Regions from separate parts of the Homo sapiens genome. Here region 2 is linked to region 1. A link is a contact called in ENCODE Hi-C or POLR2A ChIA-PET data. All regions are on one chromosome and are shown on one strand. Each heading gives the region's core, a stretch centred on a gene start or an enhancer-like site at or near the end of the contact. The rest is flanking DNA. Distances are from core to core; before and after follow the strand shown. Region 1 has its middle 120 kb from the start of LINC01204. Region 2 has its middle 78 kb from the start of MIR221.

Region 1 (6,708 bases), core at 758-3,257:
TTGAAACTATGTATTGTATAAAATAATATGAACTCCATGAATGAAACAGCATGAAATACAAACCACCTGATATGTGTGCCCGTCTGAGGACAGGTTACAAATACATTCTTGTCATTAATTTGTTCACTTTTAATTTAGTGTAAATGTATCTTTGACTAATGTAACTGTTTTAAAAAGAGCTTAAGTACCAATAAAAATCAAATATTTCAAAAATTCTCATTTATTTAAATAACCCAATAATATTGTGTTGCTTATATGTATATTTTGAGAAAAACATTTTTAAAACAAATTTTTAACAAGAGATACTAGAGATAAGTTAAATACATCAAAATATAAAATATAGTGCTTATTGTGTCTGTTTCTAGCAGTAACATTATGAAAAATGTATTATCTTAAAAAGACAAAGATTTTATATGTGAAGAGAAAATATCTGGGAAGATCTATAAGAAAATAGTAACAGTGTTGACTCTGGAAAGAGAATCCAGGGTTGGCAGGGAGACTTACTTCATATTTTATATATTCATTATATAATGGATTTTATAACATGTAATGCATTACTTTAACAAAAAAGAATAGTTGAAAGCCAGCAAGTAAAGCTAAGCTTCTGCCACTTTGTTAACCATTTCCCCTGGCCACAGGCAGAACTTGATAGGAATCTAATGCATAGAATTCACAGCAGTTTAGAATTGGGGACTTTAAAGATCATCTGTTGTATTACATTAACTATTTCCAAACTGGTGTTGAGTTTGCTCAGTTCACCTGCCAGTAAGTAAAACCACATTCCAGTAGAGCTAAAGAATATGGGCAGCTCTTGAAATTCACCTTAATGGAATTTGAGCTATAGTTGATGGTGTAGATTTCTGCTTTATTCCTTAGTGTCATAAATGCCAGGATCATTTCTTACAGAAATGGGTAGGATGAGTAGAATAGGTGTTTGCCGTGAGTCTTCCATCTCCTCCGTAAGTTCCAAACACATTCCATTACAGATTCAGATTTTTGAATGAAGGCACTGACATTTACTGAAATGCATAAGCTCTTGTGGGAAACAAGCAATGAAACTTAACCATGAAGAATTAAGTCTATTAATTATTTCCTGAAAGTTGGAAGCAAAAATATGGGGAAAAGGGGAGGAGAAATTGGGAACACCATGGAGAGGAAAGAGAATACTGAAGAAAGCTTGGTCCACTTTCTCTTCTGCCTTATTAGTGTGTAATAAGCTTTAGAAAGTGGGTTTTGGTGGTAACTTTAGCCCGTCTGAAGCTGGACAACACCAGCAATTTCCCCAAGTCCAGTACACACACACACACACACACACACACACACACACACACAGTTTCCTCATTAAGTCCTACTCATCATTGAGGACTTTAACAATTCTTAACTGCCCATGGCATACTGACTACAACATCTCTCATAGTCTTTATAGCACTATATTGTAATTATTATTTTTCTTCTCTTCTTCACCAACTCTTAAAATCTTTGTGGGCAGTGACTGTGTCTTCTATCACAGTATCTTCTAACACCACATCTGGCATATAGTAGGTGCACAGTAAATTTTTATTGAGTGAATGAATGAAGAAAATGAAGCCACTTAGCTGCATTTTAACACTAAAACCCTAAATTTTTCTCCAAAAAGAATATGAATTTTTAAAGAATTATGAACGTGTTCCCCTCCCAACAATGATTCTTACGAATTTTCCATGGCTATAGCTTGCGTGTGAGTCTTACAAACAGCATTTGGCAGCAGTGTCCTTCCATATTTTCCGGGAAGAAGGAATTCTAAGTGATACATATTCAAAGAATTCTCAGGTTTTTGCATGGGTATGAAGATTTGGAGTTGGTGGGGAGGAATGGTTGGAGGAATGGGTGATAGAGAAGAAAGGAGTGAGAAGGAATATAAAGGACCAGTCACTATGGGTGGGGAAACCCAGGGTAAGAGCTGACAGAGGTTGGCAGAACCTCCAGGGCAAGTTTACTTTAGGTTGGCTATTCCCATTTCAAGTGTACACACGCCTCTGGAACTCCCTAAAGCCATTTGGAGGGGAAAACCACACCTACAGCTTCTGAAATGAAAAGTACCTCCAGGCCTCCAGAAATTAGTCCCGTGGTCTTACTATTACTCACTTCCTAGAAAAGTCATAGCTGGTCTATCCTGACCTTCAGAGCCTGCAGGAGTACAAACTCATTTTCCGAAGAATGATGATTCAAGAAGAATTTAGAGAAATCACTCAGGAAAGCCTCAGAAACAAATCTTTTTTGTCTTTTACTTTACTAAAACCTTCATGAACATTTTTACTGGGACTTTCTTTGGCAAGTTCTGGGTGAATCAGCATGAAAAACAAAAGCAATGTTGAAATTTAAATCTGTAAAGGATGTCATTTCCATTTTCTAAAAACTGCTCAGAACTTGAATGCGAAGTAATGATACATGCTTTCCAGCTTCATGTGAAGTCATACTTATAACCTGCAGCTTGGCATCATCTCTAGTTTTAGTGGTACTATTATTACCTATAGTTCTTTATTTTCTTCAACAACTTCAGTCTTGTTTTCCACCCTGGCATCGGTAACAGTAGTTCACCTTTAGAGAAAATATATTTACATTACCTTTACGTGTGTATGCTTACTTAGCAAGCAGAAAGCCAGTTTTGAGAATACTCTGTCCATTATTTCCTCCTCCCTTATGCCAGACTCTTGAGATTTTAACATTTGAATTAAGGCAAGGTTCTTTCTTCCAGTCTGGTTATGTCTTTTCAGGCCAAGTGAGTATGGCCTATGGATTCAAGCCCTAGATTGTAGCAAGTAGAAACTTGTTGATAGTCCCTCCCTGAAATAACTGCCATCAACCAAAAGAAGCAGATAATCCACTTTTGTGCTTAGGGCAGCATGTTTTGTAGATGCCATGCTGCAGGCATACCTATGTGGGCTTGTGAGAAATGAGGAATCTGGCCTATGTGCTTCAGCATCTGCAAACAAGCAAGCTCACAGTTCATCCCAGTCCAGCTCTTCCATCAGAGGATGACACATGCACCATTATTTTAATAAAGTCCATGTGTTGTGAATGAGTCTCATTCATCAATTGTCCCCCCAAAAGTTTTATTTCTTGCAACCACTGCATTTCATCTTTCTCACAATGAATTCATATTATAGGTACTCACAGATGTATATATTGACCTACCAATTACTTCAAAAGAAAAAGAATGGAGAGGGATATAGCAAAGAGATATAATAGAGATAGATAGATAGATAGATAGATAGATAGATAGATATAGATAGAATGCTTAAGGAACCACTGAATCAGTAAATCAAGCAACAAATGTGGGTGTTACTGGCATGCGTAGAATGATGGATGGATATTCTAGGAGCCTACATTAGGAGGACACTAAAACTTTCACTTTTTTCATCCCCTGTCAAAGCTCTTGAGATGGTTAAATTTTTACTAACAGGATGTTTTCATTAAGAAGGAAAAAACCCCACATAAATGGTTGAAAGCTAACATCTAATCAAATCTAAGGATTTTCCCCCATTCTCTCATTTCTGGAGCAGATTGGTGCAATTTATTTTCCTGCCTTGGGCAGTTCAGCAGCAGCTGAGGTTGTAGTCACAACTTAGCAATGTGGCTCATGTGACTTATCCAAATAAGAGCACAATTAGCAAAATGTGTTCCCATAAATGGCAGTTTAAACACTAAACTCTGGAGAGAATCCAGATGAAATCTAACACAGAACAGCATGGGGAAAATGGTAAGTTCTGGTGAACTAAAATGCATTGGTCATGCCTTTGGCTGGAGAGGGTCAAAGTCAGAATGACTTGAGAGTTTTTAAAAAGTCACTACTAAAATTCCCAAGCCAAATAGCAGTCATTGCCTATAGCACTTTGTGAATGGGAAAAAATATGTAAGCTCTAAATGTTAGACTCAGGAGAATATTGTATTTGTCAGACTAACAAAGCACTCTAACTTCAGCATTCTAAATTTAGAACCAATGTTGAACTGTTGGAGTTCTGTGTCCATAAAACTTTGAACTATTGGAGTTCTGTGTCCACAAGGGCTGAAAAAGGAAACTTCTTGGTTTTCACTCCCAGAGCCTGTAAGAATAAAAACTCGGCCGGGAGCGGTGGCTCACGCCTGTAATCCCAGCACTTTGGGAGGCCGAGGCGGGCGGATCATGAGGTCAGGAGATCGAGACCATCCTGGCTAACACGGTGAAACCCCGTTTGTACTAAAAAAAATACAAAAAAACTTAGCCAGGCATGGTGGCGGGCGCCTATAGTCCCAGCTACTCGGGAGGCTGAGGCAGAAGAATGGTGTGAACCTGGGAGGCGGAGCTTGCAGTGAGCCGAGATGGCCCCACTGCACTCCAGCCTGGGTGACACAGCAAGACTCCGTCTCAAAAAAAAAAAAAAAAAAGAATAAAAACTCCTTGATCTCAGGATCAATAGGAACAATGAAGGAATTCATTGTTTTTCTTTATATCTCAAACTCAAGTCGGTTGTCAACCAGAGCTTGGCAATGATGCAGAACTGCAGACTTATGTTTCTCAGATATGGATATGAGGAGACACAGAGGGTTTTGGAAAGTAGAGCTATGGCACTGCCAACTTATAAAAGATACGTAGAGAAGAAGACAACAAAGAGCCTACAAATGCCCCCTTCCCTGCTCTGTAGCCCTCTTCTGGCTTGTATTCTGATGTGAAAAGCATTTCTACCTGGTTTCCCTTAGGAAGTAAAATTTGGCCTGAGCTCTGAAGTATGTGGAAGAAAGAAACAACCTATCAGACAAAGCAAACAGGCTGTGCAAAGGCTCTGTGGCAGAGATATTATGGCACATTCAAGGCACAGAAATAAGGTTAGTGTGGCTAGACTACAAGAAGTGAGGGGAAAGTGGCTGGAAGGGTAACTAAAGTGTCAGATCATCAAGGCCTTGAAAACCATGTCACTTTCATTTGTATAGCCTTATATGCAGAACAATGAGTAGCCAGTGAAGGTTATCTGGGGAGAAACTACATGCCCAGATTCTCATTTAGTGATTGGTCTTTATGAATTGTGGTGAATAAATTAAAGGTGGAGAGACTAGATTCAAGGAGACCTTTCTTTTTTTCTTTTTATTTTTCTTTTTAATTTCAGAGCTACAACTGCAGGTTTGTTACATAGGTAAACTTGTGTCATGGGGGTTTGTTGTACTGATTATTTCATCACCCAGGTATTAAGTCTAGTACCCATTAGTTGTTTTTCCTGATCCTCTCCCTCCTCCCACTCTCCACCCTCTGAAAAGCCCCAGTGTGCGTTGTTCCCTTCTTTGTGTCCATGTGTTCTCATCATTTAGCTCTCACTTATAAGTGAGAACATGCAGTATTTGGTTTTCTGTCCTGCATTAGTTTGCTAAGGATAATGGCCTCCAGCTCCATCCAAGTGCCTGCAAAGAACATGATCTCATTCTCTTTTATGGCTATGTAGTATTCCATGGTGTATATCTACCACATTTTCTTTATCCAGTCTATCATTAACGGGCATTTAGATTGATCCCGTGTCTTTGCTATTGTGAATAGTGCTGCAATGAACGTACACATGCGTGTGTCTTTATAATAGAACGATTTATATTCTTTTGGATATATATCCAGTAATGGGATTGCTGGCTGGAATGGTATTTCTGTCTTTAGGTCTTAGAGGAATCGCCACCATCTTCCACAATGGCTGAACTAATTTACACTTCCACCAACAGCCTATAAGTGTTCCTTTTTCTCCACAACCTCACCAGCATCCGTTATTTTTTGACTTTAAAAATAGCCTTTCTGACTGGTGTGAGATGGTATCTCATTGTGGTTTTGATTTGCATTTCTCTGATGATCAGTGATGTTGGGTTTTTTTTAATTATACTTTAAGTTATAGGCTACAAGTGCACAACGTGCAGGTTTGATACATAGGTATACATGTGCCATGTTGGTTTGCTGCACCCATCAACTCATCACTTACATTAGGTATTTCTCCTAATGCTATCCCTCCCCCAGCCCCCCTCCCCACAACAGGCCCCGATATATGATGTTCCCCGCCCTGTGTCCAAGTGTTCTCATTGTTCAGTTCCCACCTATGAGTGAGAACATGCAGTGTTTGATTTTCTGTCTTTGTGATAGTTTACTGAGAATGATGGTTTCCAGCTTCATCCATGTCCCTGCAAAGGACATGAACTCATCCTTTTTTATGGCTGCATAGTATTCCATGGCATATATGTGCCACATTTTCTTAATCCAGTCTATCTATCATTGATGGATATTTGAGTTGGTTCCAAGTCTTTCCTATTGTGAATAGTGCCACAATAAACATACATGTGCATGTGTCTTTATAGTAGCATGATTTATAATCCTTTGGGTACATAGATGTTGGTTTTTTTTTCATATGATTGTTGGCCACATGTATGTCTTCTTTTGAGAAGTGTCTATTCATGTCCTTTCATCACTCTTTAATGGGGTTGTTTGTTTTTTTCTTGTAAATTTGTTTAAGTTCCTTATAGATGCTGGATATTAGATCTTTGTTGGATACATAGCTTGCAAAAATTTTCTCCCATTCTCCCAGGTTGTCTTTTTACTCTGCTTACAGTTTCTTTCACTGTGCAGAAGTTCTTTAGTTTAATTACATCCCATTTGTCAATGTCTGCTTTTGTTGTGATTGCTTTTGGCGTCTTTGTCATGAAATCTTTGCCTGTGCTTATGTCCTGAAT
Region 2 (7,292 bases), core at 2,891-5,390, 47 kb after region 1:
CAGCTGAGTGCAGGCCCGCTGAGCCCACACCCACCTGGAACTGGCGCTGGCCTGCAAGTGCTGCAGGCAGCCCCGGTTCCCGCATGGGCATCTCCCTCCACACCTCCCCACAGGCTGAGGGAGCCAGCTCCGGCCTTGGCCAGCCCAGGAAGGGGCTCCCACGGTGCAGCGGTGGGCTGAAGGGCTCTCCAAGTGCCACCAAAGTGGGAGCCCAGGCAGAGGAGGCGCAGAGAGCAAGCGAGGGCTGCGAGGGCTGCCAGCACGCTGTCACCTCTCAATACTGTCAAGGAAAGGGGCTCAGCATCATCTGTCACCATCAGGGGACTTCTACTTTAGGGAAAGGAGCTGTTATTGCCCCAGATTTAGCCCCCTTCTGGTGATCAACTCTGAGTACCAAATAATCTTGAGCCCACCTTGCTCTTTGCCCAAAAATAGTTTAGTACTTGGCCTTTATGGAAGACCACAATTTCCGTGCTTCAACAAAATCCCAGGAAAGCCCTCTGAAATACCTCCAAAGAAAGGACAGGCTACCCACTGAATCCTCTTTTACCTGATGGCTTGGGTGCCTGGGCCTATGAGAAGGTGGAAGAAGTGGTCTGCCTATACTGTCTGGCTGTCTGTTAGTCTAACTCATCTCTGGTGGTCTCATTTTAGAGGTTGAGTGGTGTTCAATTGCTTTAGCCCCTCACTTTTCATAATATGGTAATATTGATAATAAAATGAACCTATCCAGCTAGGTGCAGTCATACTTCTTGCCTTGAACTTACAAAGCCTCACCCATATTTCCATACTCTTTCCAGATAAGACTCCTCTTCATTTTCTATTCTTGCCTGGAGTTAGACTGTATTTCTCATGCCCTAACTAGACTTGTTCCCTGGTTGTCAGTACTTTTCCTGACACATCCCACCCCTGTTTGGCCCCTCATTTTCTTTAGTTTACTATTATTTCTCCTCTTCATTATTCTCCTACCTTATTTGATCTTCCTAGTCCCAGTAAGCAGAGCAACTAGAGGGCCCAACAGAGTACCCTCATGTTTTGGAAGTGTGGATAGTGACTGACGGTGAACCTACAGGCCACCTGCTCATGGCACCTGCTTTGTAATTCAAAGGTGAAGTCTGTGCTTTGATACACAAAAGTGCTGCCTTGGTTTTATCACTAACTCCCCTTTAACTTCTGGCCCATATCCAAAAAGGTTCTTTCTCTCCATCCCCCAAATCCATCCTGCCCAGTCCTGCTTTATGTAGCAATTTTCCTACAAGCAATGCTTCTGAATATGCTTTTTGTGCAACATTGTTTCAGACTATAGGAAGCCAGCCTAAGCAGTGTTAATGCATCCTGATGTTTTCCAGCCAAACATCTAATTGAGTTGATTTCTATGACATTTCAAAGCCACCCACTCAACTTCAAATTTTTAAAAACTTGGAATTGCACGTCTCTTTTCTGTTGCCACCTAAACAAAACTCAGCACACACCACATTTTTCTTTGGAGAAAACAATAACCCTCTGAGAATAAGGAAATGAAGCTTCTCCCTCCCATGAAGACCCAAGTAAAACAGAAGAATTATGGCTGTTAGAATATAATATATAAAATCATTGAGACATGCAAGCACCATACTTCTCTATATATAAGATTTAAGTCATTTCCAGTTAAGGTGAAAGTTCTACCTGGACTTGAACAGAGGCTGAAGATCTGCTCAACTTTTCCTACTCACTGCTAAATTCCCAGCACATGTCAAACAAACTCTGATTAAACAGAGTTCCCAATACGGCACATGTGAAATGAAGGGTATTTGCAGTGGGACAAATTGCTGGATCACTGAGATCAAGCACTGAGCCAAAGTGCTTATTACCAAGCACACGTGGTAATAAGCAAAAGAATGGGAGCAGTATTTGAAATCTTATGTCAAAAAGTACAAAAAGAACTATCCAAAATATAACTAGGGTTCTAGCTGCTCTATTATCAACCAAGTGCAAGGGAAAATAGAGAGCAGGGTAGATATATTATGCACTTACTGTGAAAAGAAAGCAGGCAGAATTAGCAAGGCTTAACATCTTATCTAGTTACTGTGAATTTTCAGTTAAAGCTTTCAAAAATTAATATAGATGAAAGCCTTCTTTGCCCATTGTATCAGGGGTACTATCCCTGATATCTGGGCCTGAAATCTGACTCCAAGATGTTTTATCTGTGTTATCTTTGGCAAATTACTTAATCTCTTTGGTCTCTGTTTCTTCATTTGTAGAAAGGGAATAATAATGATAACCAATTTTAACATTGTTGTAGGGATTAAATGAGATATCGTATTGGAAGAGCTTAGCATAGTGCCCATTATAAAGTTCAATGACTGCTATGATTATGATTACGAGTATGATTTTTACAATGCAAATGTTAGTTTTGATGGCTTTTCAAATGTGGCCTTGGCCAGAGAATCATCACGAACAGTTAGGATCAGCAGAGGGAGTCAGTTTCCCCGTGAGTGGGCATTGGGAGGACCAGGTTAGATGAGGGGATGATATTTATAAAAGTGGGTGAAGTCCTGTGAATTTTATGGGCTTATTGCCTTTTCTGTGGGCCTGGACAGTTTTCAATCCCTTTTGCAAATTGTGGTGGTAAAAGTAGCTAGCTGCCAACTCCCTCTGGCCCTCACCACCTTTATTATGATTGAAGCAGGCCAGGTGTGGTGGGTCACGCTTGTAATCCCAGTGCTTTGGGAGGCCAAGGCAGGATCACTTGAAGCCAGGAGTTTGAGCTCTGCATGGGGAACAAAGCAAGATCCTGTCTCTACAAAACATTTGAAAATTAGCCAGGCATGGTGACTCATGCCTGTAGTCCTAGCTACTTTGGAGGCTGAGGCAGGAAGATCACTTGAGCCTGGGAGTTGGAGGCTGCAGTGAACTGTAATTGTGCCACTGCACTCTGGTCTGGGTAGAGACCTTGTTTCATAAAAAAAAAAAAAAAAAAAATCATGATCAAGGCAAAGGTCTGAATCTTGATAGGAACATTGCTTTATCAGACTGCAGAGTCCTGCCCACAAAGCTAAGGCACATTTTATTTTACGGAGTCCTGCTCACAAAGCTAAGGCACATTTTATTTTACAGAGGCCTTATTTTTGTCAAATGTTTTCCAGCCTTGAGATATGGAGGCTGATGTATTTGTTGACTCCTTTCTTGAAGGAAAATAGGAAAATGGAAATTCAGCCTCCATGCCTCTTCACAGCCTCCACCTCTAGGGATGATGCCCCTCTCATGAGCAGAAGAGACCTTCATCTACTTCAGGAGTCTCAAACTCAAATGACTATAGTGGCACAGGAATAAGTGAAATAAGCCAGGAGATTGGTAAGCCTCGCGATGATGTAAGAGCTTGACCCTCTTTAGAGGGAAGCTCTGGCCAGTCGCTTTCATTGAAAAATATAGATCCTGTGGTGTTATATAATCCAATTTGCGGAGAAAACCTACAAATCTAGATTTTTAGATTGAATCTCCTAATTTCTAACTGCTGGCAAATATTCAAGTTTTTAAAAACACCACATGAGCCCAAGGAACAAATATTTCTATTTGTCAGACATGGACCAAGGATTGCCAAATCGTGACACTTCTCTACGTGGTACAATTTCAGGTTCCTGGGGAGGTTCCTTCTGACCCCAAACATGTCCCCTACCTTCTGCTACTCCTCTAGAAGTTTAGCAATCTTTCCGATGTCTAAGGCCTCTCCTTCAAGACACAAAATCCCCCTTGTGGGGAGCATATTGAGCACTCATCACTCATTCGCTGCTTAGACTATGTTAGTTCACCACATCCACTTGGGGAATGCAGGAAAGGCGAAGTTGTAGAGGTGGGTGGGAGTTGGGAGTCCAGTGGTATGAACACCCAGAATTCTTTCCTCTGATACTCACTAGCTATTGTAACCACAAGGAAATCACTTATTTGGCATTCACTTTAATTGTGAAAAGGGGCTATATAATTACTACTTCATGGAATTGTGGCAATAATCTAGTGGAATAACATATAATGAATGCCCAGCATCATGTAGACTGCCCTTAATATAAGTTTAATCTGGGCAAGAAGAAGGAATGATGTTCTGGTGCTCCAGGGAAGTTGTAAAGTTGGGGTGTGGTCACAGAGGACCTCTTAGAAGAGGGGTGAAAAGGGTGGGAAGGCAGGAGGGAGCTGTGAGCAGTCAGTGTATCATTCTCTGGCTAGCAGCCCAGCTAGTACAAGGAGATAATGTACTAAGGGAGAAACAGTCACTACAATAATAAGCCACGAATGCAGCCTGTTATACTGACCTGCATTCGAAGCTTACACAAGTCTAACTCATCCTTCCAACATTTTTGGCCACTATAGACTCTCGATACTGTTTCTTTGACTTCTTTACTCAAATCAATATTCCATACCTATATTTCTTACTTGTGTAACACATAAGTGAATTGTAAGCCAAATCCTTTGCTTTATGGAAAAAAATAAAAACAACAAAACCTCTTAATGTTTTATGCTGCACATAACTCAGGAGACATCAAAGAGAAGAAATTTTGATCAGAATGAAACCATGTTGGGATGTATATGGCCAGGACAGGATTGTAGAGTTGGGGAAGGGATGGGAGATGGACACAAAGCTCCATCAATAAGACAAAGGAAAATGACAAGTGAACTGCGTGTTATAAAATCACACAACTGCAGGTTGACTTTGTAAAAATGCCCTCATGCCTATAACGAAGATATCACAAAAAGGCACAAGAAATCATGGGCCATGTACCAAAAACACATTTCCAGATCTTAGTTTCTATCCCGTGCCATTGTTTAGCTTATTCCAGCAACAGGAGCCTGCAGACTTGTCTGTTTTAATAGTTCACAAAGAAGGAGACTGGATGTTATCCAGGAGGCAGACCACAGGGAGACATGGTTCCCAGTTGAGTACTGAAATTCCCACCCGCGCCCCCATAAAAACACACACAAATGTGACTGTGCATGTGTATACATATTTATGCGTAGAGCCAAAGTGCTTTGAATTTGTATTACTATAGCTGACAAATCAAAGATGGGCCAAATCTCCACACTCTGTGTGTTTTATGTGGTTGGTCTCTTGTCTGAGGCAAAAGATCAGGCAGGATGTTAACCAGGGGTCCAGATGTGGCTTTTCAGAAAAACACATTCCTTAGCTTGGCTTCTGTATGTCTTAGTTGCCAAGATCCACTCTTCTGTGTTCAACCCAGCCTCACTGCACCAACCCCTCCCCTGCCTCATCTCAAATGGCCACCACAGTGGCTGGCTTTTATGCTGGAGCAGAAAAAATGAAAGCCTTGAGAATATGTACTCTGCTCCACAGGTAACTGGAGAAGACATGTCAAATGCAATCCACATCTATATGTCAATTTCTCTCCATATGTAAGTTATTTTTGCAGAAAATATTGTCTAAAGAACTCTCATCACTGCATTTGTGCAAACATGGCCATAATTCCTGAGGTTTGGATCTCTGATACAACAGGTGTTGTATTCAGTTTGATTGTCTACAATCTCAGATGATAAAACTGGCCACACTATTAAGGGTCTACCTTAATTTTATTAAATTCAAGTAATGCTTTGTTTGGAAATTTCAAAATTGAAAACAAATACAGGCTGACCCTTTAAGAAACCTGATTCAATCTGTCACAAAGCCCAGAAATCTGTATTTTATAACAAGCGAATTGGGTGTTTCTGACGCAAAGAGTTCCCTGAGCTTACTTTGGGAAACACAGCTCTGTTCCTTTATATCAGCAGTTCTCAAATATTTGGAGCCCAGAATTTTTTTGCACATTCAAAAATTATTGAGGATCCTAACAAGCTTTGGTTAATGTAGGTTATATTTATTGATACTTGCCATATTAAAATTAAATTTGAAAAATATTAATCTATAAATTAATTTTGAAATAATAATAAACTTATTATAAGTTAAATATTTTATGAAAAATTGCTATTTTTTTCTGAAGCAAAAGAATTAGTGAGAAGAATAACATTATTTTACATTTTCAAATATCTTTACTGTCTGGATTAATAAAAGACAGCTGGGGCCAGGTGCAGTGACTCATGCCTGTAATCTCAGCACTTTGGGAGGCCGAGGTGGGCAGATCACAAGGTCAGGAGTTTGAAACTAGCCTGGCCAACATAGTGAAACCACGTCTCTACTAAAAATACAAAAATTAGCTGGGCATGGTGGTGCGTGCCTGTAGTCCCAGCTACTCAGGAGGCTGAAGCAGGAGAATCGCATGAACTTGGGAGTCAGAGGTTGTGATGAGCCGAGAGCGCGCCACTGCACTCCAGCCTGGGCAACAGAGTGAGACTCCATCTCAAAAAATAAATAAATAAAAATAGAAGACACCTGGATTCTCATATCTGCCTCTAAATTCTAGCTGTTGCAATATGTTGTCTTGATCAAAGTATATATGTAAAAAATATCCAGCTTACACAAACGTGTAGTTGGATAAAGGAGGGGGTATTTTAGTAGCCTTTTTAGATAATTGTGAATATTCTTTGAAACTATACCAAAATGCGAGTGGTAGCTGCATAAAGGTTACTTGCAACATAGATCTGAGACCATATCAATGAGCATTTCATCATCTGTTACATTAAAATTCATTGTTCTATTTTGTACTTGAAATATGTATTTTTTTACTCACGAATGATTTTATAAAACTATGAATTGGTCATGTGGAAAATATTGGTTCACCAAGTTATGCAGATATCTCAAATGTTGACATTTTATTATATACATTTTTGAATCATATTTGTTAATATAAACAACAATCTCATCAGAAAATGTCTTTACATATTGGGAAGCTGACAAGCTCATGGGGGCAGATATAAGCTTTCCAAAATTCCAATTTTTTTCTTGAAAGCTGGAATTTTATCTTTGGCAACGCATATTGCCAGTTGTTTTCCTTGAAATAACAAGCTCACTTTGTTCATTTTCAAGAAAATATCTGCCAAATACCCAAGTCTGAACAACCATGATTTATCTATCAGTCATTCATTCAAGTGAAAATGGTTGTCCATGAAAAAACTCAATTGCACATGTACTTTTCCTTGAGACAACAATTGAGCTTGAGTACATAGTAGAAGTGCCTTATGCATACTTTCCACTTTGCCATACAGAATATTAAAATAAAATAAAGTAAAATAAAATAAGAATGTGTAGGCTCAGAGTTTTCTTGCATTAATTCAAGCTCATGTTTGAGAATCCTGAAGCACTGGTCGCTCCTGATACCTCTGGTCAGATGAAAGTCCAATGTCTACTGGGGATTAGGACTATAGCATATGAATTT

Evidence for each region. A loop is a pair of places that touch in the nucleus more often than their neighbours do. ChIA-PET counts read pairs that join two places held with the same protein, here RNA polymerase II (POLR2A). Pooled maps may share reads with other maps.
Region 2: a loop to region 1 is called in a map of mammary epithelial cell, with 2.9 times the contacts of the local background. The contact joins two enhancer-like sites. A Hi-C loop is called at or near these places in 3 of 168 maps with a recorded cell type or tissue (endothelial cell of hepatic sinusoid, mammary epithelial cell and sciatic nerve) and 2 of 50 pooled maps. POLR2A ChIA-PET finds 5 or more read pairs at or near these places in 3 of 52 experiments (AG04449, AG04450 and activated naive CD8-positive, alpha-beta T cell).

What each region holds. Positions count from the first base shown.
Region 1 is chrX:45,619,789-45,626,496 of GRCh38, forward strand. No RefSeq gene overlaps it. Among named protein-coding and RNA genes, the nearest start is that of LINC01204, 120 kb to the left of the region's middle. Within about 2 kb of position 2,008, at least 4 of the 41 ENCODE cell types and tissues checked have a DNase peak (open chromatin) inside an H3K27ac peak, as active enhancers do; they include mammary epithelial cell, where a contact is called at or near this core.
Region 2 is chrX:45,665,056-45,672,347 of GRCh38, forward strand. No RefSeq gene overlaps it. Among named protein-coding and RNA genes, the nearest start is that of MIR221, 78 kb to the right of the region's middle. Within about 2 kb of position 4,141, at least 3 of the 41 ENCODE cell types and tissues checked have a DNase peak (open chromatin) inside an H3K27ac peak, as active enhancers do; they include mammary epithelial cell, where a contact is called at or near this core.